Linked DNA regions of Mus musculus: region 2 is linked to region 1. Evidence: chromatin loops called from intact Hi-C (ENCODE). Cell type or tissue: heart. All regions are shown on one strand.

Evidence for each region. Peaks named below come from ENCODE experiments on the same cell type or tissue, not always from the same donor. Only the 100,000 strongest peaks of a DNase experiment are listed, where the experiment ranks them.
Region 2: it touches region 1 in a loop (7-fold over the local background); 2 of 42 quality-filtered maps call a loop at or near these places.

The regions. Positions count from the first base shown.
Region 1 is chr6:147,083,829-147,091,828 of GRCm38, reverse strand. Mansc4 (MANSC domain containing 4) reads left to right here and starts at 4,797. Exons shown (of 3, transcript NM_001034903.3): 1 at 4,797-5,081. The coding sequence starts at 4,865. Klhl42 (kelch-like 42) reads right to left here and starts at 754. Exons shown (of 3, transcript NM_001081237.1): 1 at 1-754. The coding sequence starts at 297. In heart, a CTCF peak has its summit at 3,092 (motif pointing right); DNase peaks (open chromatin) are centred at 358 and 4,828; H3K4me3 peaks cover 2,153 bases; H3K27ac peaks cover 1,756 bases; H3K27me3 peaks cover 272 bases.
Region 2 is chr6:148,821,371-148,829,370 of GRCm38, reverse strand. Ipo8 (importin 8) reads left to right here. Exons shown (of 25, transcript NM_001081113.1): 2 at 4,886-4,967; 3 at 7,620-7,776. Among named protein-coding and RNA genes, the nearest start is that of Ipo8, 6.1 kb to the left of the region's middle. In heart, no CTCF peak of the experiment used is centred here; no DNase peak of the experiment used is centred here.

The DNA.
Region 1 (8,000 bases):
AAAGGACGCGGCCTCCACCATCTCGGACAGCACACTAGCCTCGGCCAGCTCGTCCTCGCTCAGGCCCCAGCCCTCGCGCGCGCCGCCCGCGTTGATGAAGTCCAGCACCAGCCGCAGGCCCGGAGCGCTCAGGCCGCGCAGCTGCTGCACCTCCGGGCCCACCTCGGGCCGCACGGCCTCGCGCATGCCGGAGCGGTAGAGCGCGCGGAAGTAGTCGCTCTGTTCGATCAGCTTGCTCTTGCTCACCGGGTAGCAGCGGTCTTCCAGGCGGATCTGCACCATCTCCTCGGCCGACATGGCTGGGCCGCTGCGCCCCGCCGCTCGGCCGCTCAGGCTCCTCCCCCGGGCGCACAGCCTCCGCCGAGCCCGGCCTGCGCTCTCGCTTCCTTCCTTCCGCCGCCGCGGGCCGCGGGCCCCGGGCTCAGCCCCGCCGGTGCGTCACACGCCCTCCGAGTAAACGGCCTCTCTGATCTTTAATCCATGTGTCTATGTGGGTTCCTCCGCTACAATGCAGGTGCCAGGAAGCCAAAGGCGGCAGATCACCCTGCAGCCTGAGGTAAGGGCGGTTGTGAGCTGCCCTACGCGGAAACGGAGCTCCTGTCCTCCGCAGCAGGAGTGTGCACTCTTAACCACTGTGCATTTCTCCAGCACGGTGTTGTTAGGAAACAAACAAACGCGTCGGTTCGCGGTGCTCGCCCCCTACGCACAAGTCACCGTACTTGATCTTCTGGTGTTTCCCGCAGCCCCACAGTCCCTGTGTGAGTTTTCCTGGGCCAGTCAGTACTGCGAGGTTTTAGATCCGCGGGGTGGTTCCAGAGTGGACTAACGGATTACTAGGGCTAAGCAATTTATTAGAAGAGTTATTAACTCCATGGACAAGACAGACAGATAGGAAGGCAGGCAGTGGCATGGTTCAAACCCCAGCACCAAGACAGCAGAGTCTCTGAGCAGCAAAAAGGGCAGGTGGGTGGAGAGGATGCGGAGATGGGGATGCGGAGATGAAGATGCGTCAGAGCTGTCCCCTCTGGGTAGCACTTGCCCGCTCTCATCCCTATCTACCCCACCACCACCATCCCATCATAGCTGTTAGGAAAGAACATTTTCCTATGTTCCCTGGCGGGACGCTTGGTTAGAAGGCTGGATCCCAAAGGCTGTAATGAAGCGATAGTGTCTGCCCTGGTACCCATGGTGCCCTGCCTTGCATTCCCCAGCATTACTGTGTCCGTCGGCTGCTTCACAGAGAGAGGGCTGTCGGCCATTATATTCTGCAGAATACACACAAAGGTAAGGAACTATGAAGTACAGAAAACATTCTAGCAGGATCCGGCCTTCCCATGGGAAAGAGACACAACACATGGACCTGAGGCTTGCTATGCCTTACTTTCTTGGATACTCTGAGAAACTTGGAACACAGCCCCGTGATTGACAGGCCTGCAATCATTCCTGGCAGGCTTCCGTTCCCCATCTGTCACTCTCAGTGTTTGGGGTATGAGGAGGGTTTCAGGTGAGGGGCCAAGGATTTAGTAGATTCTACAGCAAGGCAAAATGCCACAGCTACCATTAGACATCAGGCTGGGGGCTTCTGGGAGGGCTGACTTAAAAAAGGCTGGACCTGGATCTGTCTGCGCCTCCATCAGCAAGGCAGGATTCAGTGAGTCACCAGAAGAACAGGCTCTTAGTCTCTGGCTCTTTAGAATCTTTACCAATGGAAGCTTTTGTTTCCAGACCAACTGGTATTCTCTTGCCTTTTAAAACAAACCAGAAAGCCAACCTTTGAGAATGATTCTCATTAGAGAGGCAATTCAACCCTGGTCACATTACCACAGTGAGGTCAGCTGGACTGCAATCTGAAGTGGTACCTGACAATACTGGGCACCGCTCCTGCAAGATTTTAACCCCTGGCCATACGATGGGGCATCTTAAAAGATCCAATAACTTCAGTAAACCACACAGTGTTCTAAAAAGCTGGGCATAAAGACAAATACATATAAACTTCTTTGTTACAAAGTATTTAAGCTATAGTAGTATCAAGGCTTCATGAACACGTTGTTTAATGTCATCATTGAGTGGATGAAGCTGTCATTGATCATTAAACACTGACAATTGGTGCTCAGGGTCACAGCCCTAAGGGGCTCACTGCTGTTGCTTTGCTAAATGGATATGCTATCAAGTTACCTTCTGAATACTTACGTTCATAGCCACAGATCAGTGCTGCTCTCCATCCGCCTTGGCCCAAGAAGTCTCTGTCTGTAGTGGGCAGACAGCTCATCAAAGTGCTGAGAACAAGGGACTGGGTGTTCAGCCCTAACCGGACTTCTATAGCAACCTCTCCCCACAAGCTCAGGGAACTACTTGGAAGAAGGGGCTAAAAGAGCATAAAGGTGGGAGAGTGGGGAGGATTTGCTGTGGAATGTGTGTCTTTTGTACGGGAAGAGGAGATCACACTGGTGAGCTCTCAGAACTATGGTCTGCACTAGATAGCCAACAAGAAGAATGGTCAACATTCCAGCAAGGTTACCAAAAAAAGAAGAAGAAGAAGAAGAAGAAGAAGAAGAAGAAGAAGAAGAAGAAGAAGAAGAAGAGGAGGAGGAGGAGGAGGAGGAGGAGGAGGAGGAGGAGGAGGAGGAGGAGGAGGAGGAGGAGGAGGAGGAGGAGGAGGAGGAGGAGGAGGAGGAGGAAGAGGAGGAAGAAGAAGAGGAAGAGGAAGAGGAAGAGGAAGAAGAAGAAGAAGAAGAAGAAGAAGAAGAAGAAGAAGAAGAAGAAGAAGAAGAAGAAGAAGAAGAAGAAGAAGAAAGCAAGCCAGCCAGCCAACAGAGGGCCTGAAGCAGGAAGGGGATATTTACTGGAAGTGTTTGGGGGAGGAATTAATTGGTGGAGAGTATGCTCCAGATATATTATGTACATGTGTGAAATTGTCAAAGAGGAGATTAATTCAAAAATATTTTGTGCAAATTAACAAGCACATCCATATCATTAGCATACAAATTTTGTTTTAATACATGGTAAAATTCTATGCATTTCAAAGATTTGTTTAAAATAAAATTCTTTTTTTAAAAAAAATATTTATTTTGTACACAGTTTCTCTCTTCAGACGCACCAGAAGAGGGCGTCAGATTCCATTACAGATGGCTGTGAGCCACCATGTGGTTACTGTGAATTGAACTCAGGACCTCTAGAATCGTCAGTGCTCTTAACTCCTGAGCCATCTCTCCAGCCCCAAAATAAAATTATTTCTGGTTTACTATCAGTGAATGTTTGATTTGTGCATCTACTATACACCTGGGGTCAAGAAAACACTCTCTGGCAAAATAAGTCATGTGACAAACACCTTTAATTTCAGAATTTAGGAGGCAGAAGGAGTCAGATCTGAGTTTAAGGCCAGCCTGGTCCCCATAACAAGTCCCAGGCTAGCCAAGCCTGCACTGGGAGACAATGTCTCAAAAACATAGGTGTTGAAAGTGAGGAAAGTTGACTTGTCTCTCAAAGTCAGCGTTCCCAGATCAGTGGCAGAACATTTAGCCAGCACACACAAGGTCCTAGGTCTCCATGACAGCACCAAAACCAGAAAAGATCCTGTTAGAAATAACTAACAGACGGCTGGTGGTGCTCACACCTTTAGTCACAGCATCCAGGAGGCAGAGGCAGGCCTACCTGAGTTCAAGGTCAGCCAGGACTACATAGAGAAACCCTGTCTGGAGAAAAGGGGGGGGGGGCACGAGCAGGGCAGAGAGAGAGAGAGAGAGAGAGAGAGAGAGAGAGAGAGAGAGAGAGAGAGAATAAATAAGGTTATGTCCAGCTGGCTGGCTGGTGGGGTGGCTGGGCAGGTCAAAGTGCTTGCTGAGGACTCCTGATACTCTGAGTTTGAACTTCGGAACCATGTGGTAGCAGGAAAACCCAACTCTGGCAAGTTGTCTCTGCCCACCACATGGGCAAACACGAAGTGGCTGTGAGACATGCGCATTCGAATGGTGTTCAGCAGGGAGGCAGGTAGGTGGGGTCACAGAGTTACTGGGGATGGAGCCATATGCCTTTTCAAGGCTGTCATATTTCCCCTTCGTTATGAGCATGCTGAATTGGGGTCGAATTCTTAGTTTCTTTTAGGCTTACAAGAAAACTACTGGCCCTAAGAAGTAACCAGAATATATACAATTGCATTTATCGCAAAATTAAACATTTTAAATATATTTCTTTTTCTACTTTTTTCCTTTTAAGTTTTGTTTTTGTTTTCTTTGTTTGTTTGTTCTTCGAGACAGGGTTTCTCTGTATAGCCCTGGCTGCCCTGGAACTGACTTTGTAGACCACCACGTATGTCCGGCTCTTGTTTTTTTTTTTGTTTTGTTTTGTTTTGTTTTGTTTTGTTTTGTTTTGTTTAATAATAAAAAGTCAAACAAGTACACGAACTGGTTTTCTCTGGAGCCAGAACAACAAAACTTAGGGAGAAAAAAAAATACAGTCGTCACCAGCTCTTAAGCCTATAGTGAACACCTCACAAAACAATGTGTTGTTTCTGAAAACAGAGCCTCCCTTAATCTGAGGTCAAGAGACTAGGTAATTGTTTTCTCAGCAGCTAGGGTTTCTCCTGGCCTTTATGCCTGCCTAGGAAAAGGTGTCTGTGACTCTTTACTCCTAGAGAAAGAAGAATAGCTGACTAGCTGACGGGAGCATCCCCGCCTTCAAAAGAGCAAGGGTCAGAACACCAAAACTTTCTGGACAGGGTCCAGAGAGAAAGCAGCAAGGCCAGCACTCTCCCGGGGCCCAGCTGGAAAGGAACAAAAAAGGAGCCGAGATGCCTCGGCAGAAGGACGCCCCTTGCAGCCCTAGCAGCCCATGATCAGCTCCAGCTGCCTCCCTTCAGCACGGAGAGATGCGGGCTGTGGAGCTGCTACTGCTGCTGGGGCTGGCTAGCATGGTGCATGGGCTCTGCTCACCCACTGTGTTCTACAGAGATTGCTGGATCCGCCGCTTCCCGGGGATGCTCTTGGACCTGGAGGAGTCTCAGAGGCTGGGCGCCCAGTTCCTCAAGTACTACTCGGAGAACACCGGGCAGAAGTGCGGCCGCAGCTGCTGCCTCCGGAAGGATGGTGAGAGCGAGAGGGGGCTGGCAGAGCCCACTTGGGTAGTTTCACAGCACAAGGCCAAGGCTAGGGGGTAGAACCAGGGAAGACCCCGAAACCAGAGCATAAGGCCCATAGTGGGAGATCCAAAGAGGACTCCAGGAGCACGCCCAGGTGTGTGTGTGGGGGGGGGGGGGGGGGCAGAAGGACCCAGGGTGGGCAGCAGCAGAGCCGGTGATTTTGAACCCACGGTATCCTGCGTTCTTTGACAAAGTGCTAAAGGGACATATTTCTTTCAGGGTTAACTAACTTGATTATTTTATAATCCAAATGTTTCCAATAAACCAGGTGCTGTGGCCCATGACTACAATCCCAGCATTTAGGAACTGGAAAGTGGTGGTGGGGGGATGGGGTGGATCAAGGGCTCAAGGCAAGCCTCAGTTACACTGTGAGCTGAAACCAGCAGGGGCTAAGATTGTGTTTCAAAACCAAAACAACAAACACAAACAACCTGGATTTACAGTAACCAACTTTCAAACTGTCATTATTTACTTTTGTTTCTCAGTGCTTTTAAGATGTTTTCTGTTAAGTCTGAGAATCTTAGTGTTTTGACCACTTTCACCCCCACTCTGCCCTCTAACCTCTAACTTCTAACCTTTCTAGATCCCTCACCACCACTCCCTTCATATTCTCCTTTTAAAAAAATAACCTACTGACTCCAGTTTGTCTTGCCCAGATTTTCCTGGGCATGACCAAGAACTGCTCCTCTAAGGGGGAGAAAAAAGAAGGAAAGAAAGAAAAACCAACTAACCAACCCTGAGTCCCCCTCCCATGAAGCCATCAACTGTCAACAGCTCCGCAGTGAGGAGTAAGGGCTCACGATCTCCTTCTAACTCCTGCTGGAAAGCGAACTGGCTTAATCCTGTACTGGTCTGGTACAGCAGTGAGGCTCTGTTTGTTTGAGATGTACTTACATGTGGCCCAGTTTGAACTCACTTTTCCGTGGTGGAGGCTGGCCTTGAATTCCTGGTCCTCCATCCACGAATCCCAAGTGCTGGGATGATAAGCAAGCACCACCATGTTTAATAATTTCTCCTTAAAATAACTTTTGGTGGTTTCAGTGTCATGCCTATCTTATAAGATGTATCTCCAGGCTTAAAAAGCATGGGGCACATTGTACAGGAAGTTAGAGTGTAGATATGCTATCTTCAAGTTTCCCTATAAATGGGATTTGGGTGTGAACGCCTTCAAGGTCAAAACTGCTTGGAGACATTTTCATTTCTTTTAAAGCTAGGTAGAAAGACACGAGAGCAACACAGTGTATTGTGAAAGCCATCCCCACAGGGGCCTCATGGTCTTTTTAACCATAATTTGATACTGATTATTCATTAAAGACATTGCTTAGCCAATTGCATATGCAAATTTCTGAATAAAGTTTAGAGCGTCTAGGAGGGCGGCCAGATTTTCAGGGATTGTGGTTTGAGAGACTTGTCCCAAGCCATGACCTTCAAAGCTAAAGAGGCACAAAGAACAATCGGTCTGATAAGGAATCTTTTCAGAGCAGGGTCACAGGCTGGGGTTTCTGTTAAATCTGTAGGGTGCCTGTCTAGCATGCTGGAGGCCTCCAGTACATAAACCCAGAGTGGTGGCCCACTTCTGTAACCTCAACACTTAGGGGGACATGCAGGGAGATCACAAGTTCAAAGCTGTCCTCAGCTATGTAATGAGTTTGAGGCCAGCCTGGGATACACGAAATCTTGCTGAAATGAAAACAAAACAGAGCTGGGAAAATAGATGGCTTAGTGGCTAAAGTGCTTGCCAGACAAGTATGAGGTCCCAAGTTTGAATCCCCAGAGCCCACTTAAAGCTGAGCACAGGAGTATGAGCATCTATAATCCCCAGTGGCCCTAAAGGGAGATGGAAGGTAGAGACAGGGGAATCCTTGATAGCTCGCAGGCCAACTAGCCTAAGGCATGTAGCAGCCAAAAAGCAAAGAGACTGTGCTTCAAACAAGGTGGAAGAGGACTGACCCCCAAGGCTGTCCGCTGACACATGCATACTCGCACACATATATCACACTCACAGACATATCACACATCAACATTAAAGAGAAAAACAGTTCAGGGCAGTCATCCAGGACACTCCATGAGCCCAGAGCCTCTGCAGCCAGGAAGGCAAGACAGGACGACAGGGCCCAGACTTGTCACACTTCTGCACGGAGTTGGAACATTGAAACATACACATGAACTAGAAGGTCAGTTTCCTTACATCCTTCCTTTCTCCCCTCCCTCCCTCTCACCCTGTCCTCTTCTTGGGGAATCCTGATCCGTCCCCTTCGGCCTCTGGAAAGCTGAGATTATGGGTGGGCACCACATTCCCAGCTCCATAGAAAGCATGTCATAGGGCCAGAGAGATTAGAGACTGTTTAGTGGATAAGAACTCCTATGACTTTTGTAGAGCAGCACCTGAGTGGCTCACACCTTCTATAACTCCAGGTCCAGGGATCTGATACCTCAGTTCTCCACAGAATGCATTGATGCCACATGCCTCCCCTCTCATAGATATACAAGTACACATAATTAAAAATAAAATAAATCTTTCATAAAAAATTATTCCAATAAAAATCAGTCTCTATAAGAGAGGTGTGGTGGCTGATACCTGTAATCCCAAAACTTGGGAGGCTGAGGCAGGGGCATGGTCATGAATTTGTGGTCACTCTGGGATATATAATAAGCCTGAGTTCAAGAGCAGCTTAGGCTATAGAGTAAGATCCAATACTGTTCTCTATCACACCAATGACTTTCTTATCTCAAATCTAAATATTAAATAACTTTTTCAGTTCCTTTTCCTTACAACTTCCCAGAACCATCCTCGGGGGTTTTGCAACCCAATGCAGTAGTAATTAATTTTGTCTTATTCTTTCTCTCCTGGGGGAAAAGAAAATGC
Region 2 (8,000 bases), 1.7 Mb before region 1:
CAAATTCTGTCTCATCAGAAGATCGTTTTCCTTGTTACTTGTAGTTTGCTTTACAGTGGGAGGCCCTAAGCTCATCTCCAGAACCATAAAAATCAAACCAAAACAGGATAATGTTACTCCGTCATTCACTTAGCATTTATATCTGGTACAGCGTTTTGGATTGTAATAGGCTTTCAGTAAGTTTTTGTACTTGAAGTAGAAGACCTAGATTTGATGTTGGGTATTGCGTGCTTGTCCCTTAGCACCTCTGTGTCATCCAGCTTTGCTTGCATGAATGAATAGGTATCTACTGTATGAGATACATATGTAAATATGAGATGGATGCTGGTGTTAGCTGTGTAGACCAGGCTGGTGTTAATTTCACTCTGTAGACCGGGTGATTTCGAATTCAGAGATCTACCTGTCTCTGCCCCCAGGTGCTGGGATTAAAGGCATATGTCGCCATAGCCAGCTAAAAGGTTTATTCTTGGTTATATATAAAATAAAGCATACATATACATAAATAATGTGTGTGGGTTTGTGCACATGAATGCAGGTGGCTGCAGAGGTCAGAGGCCTTTGGATTTTTGGAGTCAGGTCTTTTGAAGTTGGAGTTGCAGGCAGTTATGAGCCACCTAATGTGGATGCTGGGAACTGAACTCAGGTGCTCTGCACTCTTTAATGGCTTAACTCTCTCTTCTTTTTCCAAATTTGTTTGAATCAGGATCTCATGCAGCCCAGGCTTAAAAAATTGCTTTTGTTTCATTTAAATTTGTTTATTTAAAAAAAATTCTGTGTATGGATATGGGTATGTGCATGTGTACGTAGGTGCCTGTGGAGGCCAGTGTCATCAGAACCCATGGAGCTTGTGTTACAGCACCTATGAGCGGCTTGACATCGGTGCTGGGAACTGAGCTTAGGTTCTCTGAAAGAGTGGTAGATGCCTATAACTTCTGAGTTCTCTCTCTCCAAAGCCCCAGATTTTAAAAAAATATTCTTTTATCATGTATATGGATGGGGGTGCCTGCAGAGACCAGAAGAGGGCTTAGATTCTCTAGAATTGGAGATAGGGGTGTCTGAGCCACCTGGTGTGGGTATTGGGAACTGAGCTTGGGTGCTGTGGAAGAACAGCAGGTGCTGCTAATCACTGCCTTCCCCTGCCAGATCCCCACACCTGCTTTTAAAAAACTAGATTTTTAGGCAGAGGCAGGAGGATTTCTGAGTTCGAGGCCAGCCTGGTCTACAGAGTGAGTTCCAGGACAGCCAGGGCTACACAGAGAAACCCTGTCTCGAAAAACCAAAAAAAAAAAAACAAAAAACCAAAAAACCAAAAACCCAACCAACCAACCAACCAAAAAAACTAGATTTTTTTTTTATGGTTTTAGTGATAGTTAAAAAGGAATCTACCTCCTTTCTTTTCTTTTTTTTGAGATAGAGTAGACCTCCCTTGTTGTGGTAAATATTATTTGGGGGTTTCTACCCTACTTTAGAAGCATTTAGTTCCCAAATAAAAGACACAAAAATTTTATATTTATAGTAATCCTTAAAGCTCTAGAGCTGAGCAGATATCAACCCTCTTATTTTGTCTATTTCCCTGTCAATAACCCTGAGAAATCATTTGCCATGTTCCCTCTGGGTAGTTCCTACTCCAACAGGCCAGCCCTCATGGCCATGTACTCATGATCCACCTACCCCAAGGTGACTTCTTCCTTCTCTCTCATCCCCTCATTGTCCCGGCCTCAGATCCCAAGCCTGGGAATCAAAGCCCTGCCTTCCTTTCTTCTGCCCAGTTACAGGCTGTGGGCATTTTTATTAACCAATCATGGATAGCGTGTGTGTGTGTGTGTGTGTGTGTGTGTGTGTGTGTGTGTGTGTGTGTGTTGGGGGGTGGTTGGGTGGTTTATATAACAAAAGCTGGTATACAAGAGGATCTGCTTGTCTTGGAGCAGCCAAACCTAGGGGTGCAGAATTTAGCATTTGATTACAAGTAGCATCAAACTAACCCACTAAACTCCTGGCTTGGAACTCTACTTCTGCACCATGAGTTGTGGGATTAAAGTGTATATACCACCACACCTAGCTGGAAAAGTTTTTTAAAAAAGGTTAGTACAGTAGTGGTAGCACATGCCTTTATTTCCAGCACTCAGGAGGCAAAGGCGGGCGGATCTCTGAGTTCAAGGCCAGTCTGACCAACAGAGTGAGCTGCATTGCACTATAGCCAGGGCTACACAGAGAAACCCTGTCTCTAAAAACAAAACAAGCAAATGAGTTGGGGCTGGAGAGACAGATTAGCATTTAAAAGCTTTGGACACTTTTCCAGAGGACCCGAGTTCACTTCCCAGCACTCATATGGTGGCTCACTACCATATGTAATTCCAGTTCCAGGGAATCTGACTCCCTCTTCATGGTACACAGACATACATGTAAGCAAAATCACTCATACACACAAAATAGATAAATAAAAATTAAAAAACATTGAGTGGGCTGGCAAAAGGACTTAATGGGTAAAGGTGTTTGCCTTCCAAGCCTGATGACCAGTGGTTGATCCTTGGAACTCATGTAAAGATAGAAGACACACACACACACACACACACACAAGAGAAAGAAAGGAAGAAAAAAAAAAGGAAAGAGAAAATATTACTAACCTAGTTATGTCTCAAAGGATAACATTGCCCATATAGGCACTCAGGAGAAGTCAAGCTGAATGGACTGGTTTCCTTACTTGAGAATTTATGAAACTTTTGGGAATGTCAGTGTCATGAAATCTAATGGGGTGGGGTGGGGGTGTACCAGGTGGGCCCATGCCAAGATGCCCTCCTGGGAAATCTTGCCATGCAACAGACCTAATATAAAGGAGGTTTATTTGGGGAAAGGGGAGGGAGTTACGAGGTAGAGGCGGACAAACAGGAGAAGGGCCATGAGGGAAGAGAAGCTGAGTCAGAGAAGTACAGAAAGAAGGCGGGGGTAGAGACTGGCTGGGAACACATGGGAACAGAGAGAGAGAGAGAAAGCTAGGGTGGTGATTATTCCTTTTATATGTCACACCTGGCTGCAGCAGCAGGTATTGGTGACAGGTGATGATGTAAGCTGTTGCTAGGTCCCTGGGAGATGCCTAGCGGAAACTGCTTGTAAGTTAACAGTCACACAGAGCTCCAGGCTAGGCTGAGGGATGGTATGATTCTAGATACATATGTAAATATGGTCAGAAGGAATGGGGTTCTGTCTTACTGGTGTCCAGAGTAAACAGCCTATGGGTGTACAGAATGAGCAGCAAGTCATTAGCATGGATTCCTGAGGCACTGTGATACTGAGAAGACTGTGCCTAGCAATGCCTGTCCTCTGCTGTTTGTGCCACAATGGCTCTCTTTGGACTAGCTTTTCTCTCTAGTAACTTGTAATTTTTTTTTTTTAATTTAAAAACATGATTCTGTCTTTATTCTCCCTGTGTTGGGCTTCTGTTTTCTGAAGATGACATTTTGTTTTCTGATTGTCAAAAGTGCATATCAAGAAAATTAAAGCTCAAGTAGTCTGGGAGGAAACAATTGTGGTGAGTAGCTTATATGAGTTGCTTTTCTTCTTCTAGTAAGAAAATGCCTGATAAAAGCAGTTTAAGGGAGGAAGGGTTTACTTTGGCTCACAGTGTGAGGGTGTAGTTCATCATGGTGGTGAAGGCATAGTATTAAGAGCGTGAGACAGCTGGTTACATTGTAACCAGTGCAGTTGGTTACATTGTATCCACAGTAAGGATGCAGAGGTAGATGGATGCTGGTGTTAGCTGGCTTTCTTCTTTTTCTTCAATCCAAGACCCTACTTGTAAGGAGCATCATCCCATATCACTTAACTACAAATTCCTTCACAGATAAGTCCAGAGGCTTATCTCGGAGGTGATTCTAGATCTTGTTAAGGTAGCACTATTGTCTTACCACAGAGGTCAAATAAAAGGTTTAGATTGTAATCTGGTTAATATCTCATAGAGTTGTTTAATAAAAAAAAAAAATGAAATTTCCCCTTTCAAAGGATAAAGGGTATAAGAAATTTGTAGGGCTGGCGAGATGGCTCAGTGGTTAAGAGAACCGACTGCTCTTCCGAAGGTCCCGAGTTCAAATCCCAGCAACCACATGGTGGCTCACAACCATCCCTAATGAAATCTGATGCCCTCTTCTGGAGTGTCTGAAGACAGCTACAGTGTACTTACATATAATAAATAAATAAATCTTAAAAAAAAGAGATTCTTAGTTTAAAAAAAAAAGAAATTTGTAGAAGAAAAAATAGTCAACAGAAAGGACTTTGAGTAACAGAAGACATATCATTTAAAATAGTAATAAGGTGTTAAGGTTTCACAGGTTTTTATGGTAGGTGAATGAATACTTATGTGCTGCTGTTTAGAGAGTTACCTGAAGACTTTCTGGAGAGCATTTTGGGAATATATGTCAATCATAAAACTACTCACATTTTTATTCATTAGTTATAAGGATTTTTTAACTTAAAATATTTTTATAATCTTCATTTTACTTCAGAATTTATCTTATGTTAAAAGCCTTTCTTTCTGCTGGACAGTAGAGGTACACATCTTTAATCCCAGCACTTGGGAGGCAGAGGTAGGCGGATTTCTGAGTTCGAGGCCAGCCTGGTCTACAGAGTGAGTTCTAGGACAGCCAGGGCTATACAGAGAAACCCTGTCTCGAAAAACCAAAAAAAAAAAAAAAAAAAAAAGAAAAAAGAAAAAAAAAAAAAAAAAAAAGAAGGAGTTCTAAGGCTACACAGAGAAACCCTAACTCGAAAAATGACCAAAAAACAATAACAAAAAAGTTTTTTTTTTTCATTTAGACAATAATATATTCTGTAATGGTGCTAGTAGCTGTTCAGAATGCCTCGTTTTTTACAAAGCATTTCTTTGTAATTTCAGTCCTACAAGATTATTAATTTTGCCCCCAGCTTGCTTCGGATCATAGTCTCTGACCATGTGGAGTTCCCTGTGCGTCAGGCAGGTAAGTTGCATTTTCAAGTCAATGAGCATTCTACTTTAAATCTAAATATTTACAATGTACTGTATAAGACCTGTACAAGAACATGACAGCTAAAATTCCAGCATTGATCCAGGAATGACCCTTACGGCCTCCAACCCTATTGAAAGAGCTGCTGGCAGTTGATGGCTGCTGAAGGAGAGTCACTCTCCTTTGGTGATGTGGCTGATGGTAAGAAGCTCACGTCTCAGTGGATGGCCACACACTCAGGTTCCTAGGGCATCACTGATTTGACTCAGGGCTATTAATAATAACAGTAAAAAATAAAGAGGAAATGAAGATTGGGTGGGTATACCATAGGGATCACTAGGGAAGTTGAAAGGAGGCAGTGGTGGGTTGATATGATCAATATACATTATCTAAATGTATGTAACACTCAAGGAATAAAAAATATAATTTAAAAATATGTATTCAAAAGTCTTTTGAAAAATTAGGAAGAATCCCAGCACTCGGGAGGCGGAGGCAGGCGGATTTCAGAGTTCAAGGCCAGCCTGGTCTACAAAGTGAGCTCCAGGACAGCCAAGGCTATACAGAGAAACCCTGTCTCGAAAAACAAACAAACAAACAAACAAACAAACATTAGGAAGAGCACATGAAATACTTCTAAGACATTTTCTTTTCTCTTGAAAAGTTAGTGGTAAATACTGAGTTCTCACTGCTACTCTAGTTTTTTGTTTTGTTTTTTGGTTATTTTATTCTCTGCTTTCATCTATCCATCAGTTCCTTGCCTTTCTAACATTGCTGTTTTCCATTTTGCTTTTCTACTTTTAATAATTTTTCTCTCTAATTTGTTATGATCCCAATAGCATTACCATAGGTCACTTAGATTAAGACCACAGATTTATAGATCTGAGTTCTAGTGGCATTTGTGTCAACTCACAGATGTAGTGTATTGCTTGGACTTTTTTCTTTTTTTTTTCAGAGACAGGGTTTCTCTGTGTCATAGCCTGGCCTCAAACTTACAGAATTCTGCCTACCTCTGCCTCCCCAGGGCTGGGATTAAAGGTGTGGGACACCACCAATGTGACTTTGAATGGATGTTTGAATGGGGACCAGAACTTTTTCTCTCTTTCCTTCCTTCTCTCCTTCCCTTTCTTTTTCTTTTTTTTATTAGTACCAGGAAGTAGACTTTTTGTTTTAAATATGAAGCTTATTTATATGCCTGATGTATATCTTCTTCCCTTATCCCTTACATGTAGTCAGGGTGGGCTTTGATCTTTCTGTCTCTGCCTTTCAAGTTCTAGGCTTATAGGTGTGTACTACCATGTTTAGCTTTTTCTATTATTGCATGAGTAGCCTTACCCAGTCACATTATAGAATAGAATAATTATACTGAGGTAAATGAGATGCTTGGTTTAAAACACACACATACACATTTCCACATATATGCATGCTTACCATGCTGTTAAGGTTTTTTTTTTTTTTTTTTACTTAAACACATTGAAATCCTAGGTGCATCAAAATGTATGAAAGAGGGCTTATAGGATATCAAGTTCATAATTTAGTTAAATTTTGGTCACATTTTAACCAATACAGAACATGTTATATTTTTCAATGGTGAAATGCTTTTATTATCCATGTTTAATTCATAGTAAAATTGAAGTAGAAGAAACTTTGCTGGGAGCAGAAAGGAAAGAGAAAGCTGGGGCGCTCTTCAGAAACATGTCTGTCTTTATACACGTTTGAGAGTATGTGTTTATACTAAGTATTAAACTGGAATGGTTAAACTTCATATTCTTTCTTTTCTCTTTTCTCTCTTTGAGACAAGATCTCAACTTTGAGTTGATTATATAGCTCAGATTGGCTTTAGACTTGAAGCAGTCTTCTGTCTCAACTTCCCCATGTGCTGGGGTTAAGGCAGTGCATCACCATGTCTAGCCACATCTCTTATTACACTGGGGAGCTAGCTCAGTGGATGAAATGCTTTACCTGCACGAGTGAGGATCCATGTTCTGATTCCCAGAACCTGCATGACATCCAGCCATACCTGGTGGCCTCCTGTAATCCTATCACCCAAAGGCAATGTTGGGTTACCACAAACATACACCAAACAAAATAAAGCAGCCTCACAGCAGTAATTCAGCTAATTTCTTCCAAATGTCTTTTTGTCCAATGTTGAAAAAGTAGAAACAATGATTTATAGATTTTGATAGCTAGGGATACAGATTTCTTGAGATTTTCCAAATATATCTGAGAGTGGATGTCTATTTATGAATTATAAATAATATATCAAAGAATTAAATGAAATTACCAGTGCTATAAGGGCACAAATACTCCTGAATGTATAGGGTGACGGGGGACAGGATCAGCAGCAGACAGCAGGTTTACTGTTACGTTTGAGAAAAGGGAAATTTCCTGATGACACTGTATTTGTACTCAGTCTGAAAACTTGGACATGATTCCAAGGTCATGTCTATGTCACTCAAGGATGTCCTCCAGCTTGGTGGGCTATTCCTGTGGGACTCCCAAATAAAATTCTTGAATTCTTCCCATCTTCCCTTCCCAAGTTGGGGAACTTTTGCACCTGTAAGCTTTTCCATCTTGGGTGGGCATTGTACTATACAAGGCTGAATTGTAAGGCTGAGTCCAACACATCTGTTTTTCTCTTAAACTCAGCTGCCATCTACCTGAAGAACATGGTGACACAATACTGGCCAGACAGGGAGCCTCCACCAGGAGAAGTGATATTTCCATTCAATATTCATGAGAACGACCGGCAGCAGATCCGTGACAACATTGTGGAAGGGATAATTCGGTCTCCAGATTTGGTGAGGTAGGCCACACCCTGTCTGCATGATCTGAGGAGGCATTTGGCCTTGGCTGGGACTATTAGGTATAGTCTTCAGCTTTGTTTGTGTCTATGTATTTTTTATTTTTTTGAGACAGGTCTCATATATCCCAGGCTAGTCTCAAGTATACTGTGTGACCAAGGATGGCCTTGAACTTCTAGTCCTCCTGTCTCCATTCTCAATTGCTGGGATTACAGCTGTATGCTGC